Regions from separate parts of the Homo sapiens genome. Here region 1 is linked to region 2. Evidence: chromatin contacts called from ENCODE Hi-C data. All regions are on one chromosome and are shown on one strand. The core of a region is the stretch at or near the end of the contact, and the rest is flanking DNA. Distances in the headings are between cores, read along the strand shown. Region 1 holds the start of RFXAP (regulatory factor X associated protein). Region 2 holds the start of RFC3 (replication factor C subunit 3).

Region 1 (2,814 bases), core at 85-2,584, 3.0 Mb after region 2:
CAAGCAATCAACATGACATACTGAAGGCAGAGTTGGGAAAATGTGCAGTAACACACCACTAAATAATATTTCCGCATACAGATACAATAGACATAAATAACCTTAAAAGCACAGATAATGATAAAACATAATAAAATAATTAGAAAATGAAGAGTTTTGAGATTTGTACCCTTTGTTTTTAATATAATCTTATTGTAAGTTTATGTAGTAAGACTTTTAATAATAGCAGTGTTTAATTTTTCTGCTAATTATATTCCTGAAATTTTAGCAACCAGTTACCATCAGTTGGCGCTAGCACACCACCGACTGCAGGCTTTACTGATGAGGAAACTGAGGCTCGGAGAGGCTGTCACGAACTTGCTGTAGTCACACAGGAAGTACTACCTAGGTTGCTCTAATTCCAAACCTTCTCCCTTCCATATGCCTCTCTTTAAAACATAACTGATCTACCTATATGTCAGCACCCAAACATCTTAGTGTGAATGGATTTATAGTTTGTTGAATAAAGTCATTGCTTTCCGGTAGGTGGGATGGGAAATCTGACTAGGCGAAAGAATAGGATGAAGGGAAAAAGAACATCTACTTAACAGTTCAGGATACGGCAGGATATTTTCTCTCCTGGGATTTGGGCAAGCCAAGATTTAACAACCAGCAATTGCCCAGCAACTGATAGAACTGGTAGAACATTCATTGTTTTTTTAAACGTTTGCCATTCAGTATTCCTTTTCACACATTTTCACTGTGTTAAACGAAAACGTTAAGACTTATCTCAGCAGCCACAGCAAAGAGCAAGTACTAACAATCAAGTGAGTTTCCAGGAGAAAAAAAACAAAGTTATCCCTCAATGCAAATACAACTCGGCCAAAGGTGTGGCCCATCCCTCTCCGCTCCACTATTTTCAAATAAGCCACCTCTGCCTTCATGGACTGCGAGCTAGTGACTCTAGGCTGTGACACCACTGCATCCCAGCTTCAAATCTCCCCTTGCAGGCAGTTTGTGGGGGAAATAATAAAATTAGCATCCTAACACTACAAGTCGTGAGACCGCTCAGGAACAATCCTAATTTGCATACTGGAACTCCTGTAGAAGATACTTTGAACCGCTTTAGATACAATAGGATCAGGTAAAACGGCGCTGCCTTGCCAGCCACTGCAGGTTTTCACCTGACACAGCCCCCAGACCCTGTCTACGAATCCCCCAGCTGGCCGAAGGGGCCGCGGCCGCACATGCGCAGTCAGTCCCGTTGGTTGTGCGCTCAGCCCCGCCCCCAGAGGCGCCGCGCTCCCTGACAGCCCGCGGGCGTACACACGCTGACGCGCAGGCTGCGGTCGCGCAGGCGCAGTCGGGGCGCCTTCCCGGTATAGGCGCCTTTTACCCCAGCGTGTCCTGAGTCTTTGGTTCGCGAAGTGCCGTTAGGCCAAGCAGGTGCTAAAAGCCCGGGGTCGTGGACCCCGGCCAGGTCTTAGCAGCATGGAGGCGCAGGGTGTAGCGGAGGGCGCGGGGCCGGGCGCCGCCAGCGGCGTGCCCCACCCCGCGGCCCTAGCCCCGGCTGCGGCTCCCACCTTGGCGCCAGCCTCGGTGGCGGCCGCGGCCTCTCAATTCACCCTGCTAGTGATGCAACCCTGTGCTGGGCAGGACGAGGCTGCGGCCCCCGGGGGCAGCGTTGGGGCGGGCAAGCCCGTTAGGTACCTGTGCGAAGGGGCCGGGGATGGCGAAGAGGAGGCTGGGGAGGACGAGGCGGACCTGTTAGACACTTCGGACCCTCCGGGGGGAGGCGAGAGCGCGGCTAGTTTGGAGGATCTAGAGGACGAGGAGACTCACTCGGGGGGCGAGGGCAGCAGCGGGGGCGCCCGGAGGCGGGGCAGCGGTGGGGGCAGCATGAGCAAGACCTGCACCTACGAAGGCTGCAGCGAGACCACGAGCCAGGTGGCCAAGCAGCGCAAACCGTGGATGTGCAAGAAACACCGCAACAAGATGTACAAGGACAAGTATAAAAAGAAGAAGAGCGACCAGGCCCTGAACTGCGGTGGGACTGCCTCGACTGGCAGCGCGGGAAACGTCAAACTCGAGGTATCAGACTTAGCTGAGGCCTGGGGATGGGAGGTGGAAGAAGAAACCCGATCTTAACGCAAACCGCATCTGCAGGGCCTGCCTCCCCACTTCCAAATGGGCCGGTTTGCAGTGACTGGGTTAGTGGTTGAGAATTAGAGTGTTTGCCCTAAATTAAAGTTTATACCAACATGTGCAAAGCAATAACAGTTCTGTTGAACTCATGATAGGTGCAGAAATTTCAGTAAAAATAATGTGACATCGGCAGAGCTGTCATAGATCTGGGATATGGCTGGAAGGACATAGAGTAAATGATCGGTCTGGTTCATCGCTAAAGGAGACTTAGGAACCTAGATGAAGTTGGTACTTCTGAGAAAGTCATCTCTTTCTGTTTTCACTACTCTATTCTCAGTATCCAGTTCTCAGTACCCAGTTCTCAGTACCTCTATTTGTAATACTCCTGTATTTAGTACTTTGTTTTTAGTGTCCTGTTCTGTTAACCCTCTTCCTAGTACCGTATTTTTAGTACTGCTATACTCAGTTGCCTGTCTGTAGTACCCCTGTACGTAGTACTCTTTTCTTACAACTCTGTTCCCAGTACCCCTATGTTTAGTCCCTTGTTCTCATGTTCTCACTACCCCAATACTTAATATACTTTGTTCTCAGTATCCTTGTTGTTAGTACCCTGTTCTCACTACCCCTTTTCTTAGTACCCCTGAGGGGGGAAAAAAAGGATGATAATGGGGTATAAGTCTCAAAAAACTT
Region 2 (2,968 bases), core at 175-2,674:
TTGAAGTTGTCTGTCATGCCTGTGGTCACTCTTGCCAAATTATTGATCATTCTAGCACTTGGTTCTTCTCTTTATTCCTCTCAGTACTTATTTCCATTATCATTCATTATGATTATGATATACACATAGACCACAATTCAGTATCCCTGCTTCTGATTTCCTTTACCTTCTCATTTCAAACACTTCCTCCATTTCAATTCCAAAGGAGAGAAGCATAAAGAAGATGAAGCTTTTTTGCAATATTAAATAGGGTGGTCAGGGAAGCCTCAGTGAGGAGATAATACTTGAGCCAACATCCTGAAGGAAATGAGGGACCCAACTCTGCTGACTGGAGAAACATAGTCCAGGAAGAGGAAACAGTAATTGCAAAGGCCCTGAGGCAGAAGCCTTCCAGGCTTATTATAGAAAGTTTCTCGAGAACAGGGATTAAATCTTATACTTGGTGGTGTGGATAATACCTTACCTGCAGGAGTAATTCATGTAATATGACGATTCATAGAAGAACATGATAAATTATTGATTAATAAATGAGTAAGAGGCACCTTGGTGAAAGGTTATTAAGTATATTTGGAAATCATTTCCTGCCTGTAAGACCTTGCAATCAAATGGCAGGACTTAGGGTTCTTAATAATACATAAAATAAAAGCATAAATTAAATAAGGAATTAATATTATGTACAATGAGTAAAGTGCATTTTGAGAGGCACTATTTGAAGAGAACTTCAAAAGTTGCATATCAACTTCATATGCAGAATATTTTTCTGAGGGGTTCAGATGCTTCTACACATTTTAATTGGAGGGCTTTCAAATATTCTAGACTTAGAATGCATATTAACCTCGTGTCTTCTCCCCTACAGACCACATTTGGGTAGTTTTTCCATGCTCTTGATTCTTTTGTTTCTAATCCAATAAGAATATTGAGGAATAGAGGTAACAAAGGATAGTGAAGATCAGACATTTTCAAGCGATTCATCCAATGAAGCTTTACTGGGTACCTGCCAAGTGAGTGAAACCCTGAGATGTATATATTCTAGTGCCGAGGACAGAGTTCCACACCTAGCAGATATTTAGTAAATTTTTGTTGAATGAATTAAGTGAATGAAAGAATGAATAAATGAAAGGAACGGTCTTCTCTGAGGTATCTGGATGTGACGCCAAAAGGGTCAGAACCACATTTTCAATTCCGCTTGATAATTTCTAGAATATAATAGACGGTGCGAACAAAGAGAAAATAAATAAAGCAGTGAACTTCAGAACTAGAGGGCATCGACGCGGCAGCTGATTTTGTCTGCACACGGCCCCCGTAGCCTTTCCGTCCAAAATCATTTACGCGGCCGCGACCGGTAGTGACGTCACGAGATTTGGAGCTCGCGGGAAAACTTGTCTCTGCGTTGTGGGGAGGACGCGCGCTCGCGCGGGATTTTCAAGCGTAGGCCCCCGGGAACTCGAGCTGCCATGAGCCTCTGGGTGGACAAGTATCGGCCCTGCTCCTTGGGACGGCTGGACTATCACAAGGAGCAGGCGGCCCAGCTGCGGAACCTGGTGAGTCTGCGGGGGCCGGGAGCGTGGGAGAGGGGAGGCCCCCCGGCTCGGGGTTTCGCGCCCCCCTGAGGAGCAGTGCTTCTCCCGCCCGCATTGGAAGGTGATAAGTGCTATGGAGAAAAATAACACAGGGAAGGGGGAAGAGGTGTGGGAGGCTGGCTTGTATTTTTAAACAAGAAAAGCTCCACTGAGAAGTGGCATCTGAGCCGAGACTTGAAGGAAATTGAAAAGTCATAAATACAGAAATCCGAGCAAAGAGTGGAACAGGTAAGAGGGGACAGCAAGTGCAAAATTCCCGGGCAGGGATGTGCACGGCATGTTCTAAGAACCTCAGGAGGCCGGCGTAGCCGATAGTGGTGAACCAGCGGGAAGGGTAATCGGAGATGGGTGTATGTGTTGGGATGGAGTTGGAGTGCAGACCCAGTCAGTCTCAGAATAAGACGAGAAGCCGTTGGAGCATTTTGAGCGGAGATGACACCATGTGATTTACTTTCTAGCTGGCTTAAGATTTCTCGATGTCATTGTCATTTACAAGTAAAGTGTTGTAAATATGTATTTACTCCAAAGATCGTTTCTAATTCTCAAATAAATTGTATTAGGACGTTCCTGAGATTAGTTTTTTTTTTTTTTTTTTTTTTTTTTGAGACGGAGTTTAGCTGTTGTCGCCCAGGCTGGAATGCAATGGCGCGGTCTCGGCTCACTGCAACCTCCGCCTCACGGGTTCAAGCGATTCTCCTGCCTCAGCCTCCCGAGTAGCTGGGATTACAGGCGCCCGCCACCACGCACAGCTAATTTTTGTATTTTTCAGTAGAGACGGGGTTTCACCACGTTGGCCAGGCTGGTCTCGAACTCCTGACCTCAGGTGATCCGCCTGCCTCGGCCTCCCAAAGTGCTGGGATTACAGGCGTGGGCCACCGTGCGTGGCTGAGATTAGAGCTTTGTGAAAGATCCTCTCCCCTCTATCCTGATGCCTCTTTGTCTGTTGTAGTTGATAAAAGTGCCCAATGGCAATATTTTGTGAGAACGAACTGAATCTTCCAGGGAGTAGAGAGTAAAGAAGGATCTTTAGGAGAATAAAGTGTCTGTGGAAGACATTTATCCACTCCTTTTAAGGAACTCAAATTAATATATGATGCTGATGGAAACGTTTTTGCCCAATACCCTGGTTTTCCCTTCCGACCTTTCTTAGATTTACAGATACTATTTAATTAAGTGCGTCTTAAAAATAAGAAATAATAAGAAAAGATTGTACACGTAAAAATCATTAGACTAGTTGATAGTGTTGTGACATTGAAGGTTTTTTTTTGGTCTCTTTATTGATACTGCATGTATACTAATTTAAAATAAATTGATTACTGCAGTATCCATCATTTATAGACAAATTACATTTTCCGTCAATAGCTTTGTCTTCAGTTTTCCTAGTGATA

The links. Hi-C counts contacts between places; a loop is a spot of excess contacts on that map. Pooled maps may share reads with other maps.
Region 1: a pooled map shows a loop between it and region 2 (12-fold over the local background). The contact joins the promoter of RFXAP here to the promoter of RFC3 in region 2. A Hi-C loop is called at or near these places in 5 of 50 pooled maps.

The regions. Positions count from the first base shown.
Region 1 is chr13:36,817,888-36,820,701 of GRCh38, forward strand. It overlaps RFXAP (regulatory factor X associated protein), which reads left to right and starts at 1,335. Exons shown (of 3, transcript NM_000538.4): 1 at 1,335-2,070. The coding sequence starts at 1,471. LOC124903158 (a long non-coding RNA gene) reads right to left here and starts at 1,184. Exons shown (of 2, transcript XR_007063760.1): 1 at 280-1,184. RefSeq lists a silencer at 1,253-1,622 and enhancers at 1,853-1,902, 1,913-2,142.
Region 2 is chr13:33,816,725-33,819,692 of GRCh38, forward strand. It overlaps RFC3 (replication factor C subunit 3), which reads left to right and starts at 1,425. Exons shown (of 9, transcript NM_002915.4): 1 at 1,425-1,541. The coding sequence starts at 1,455.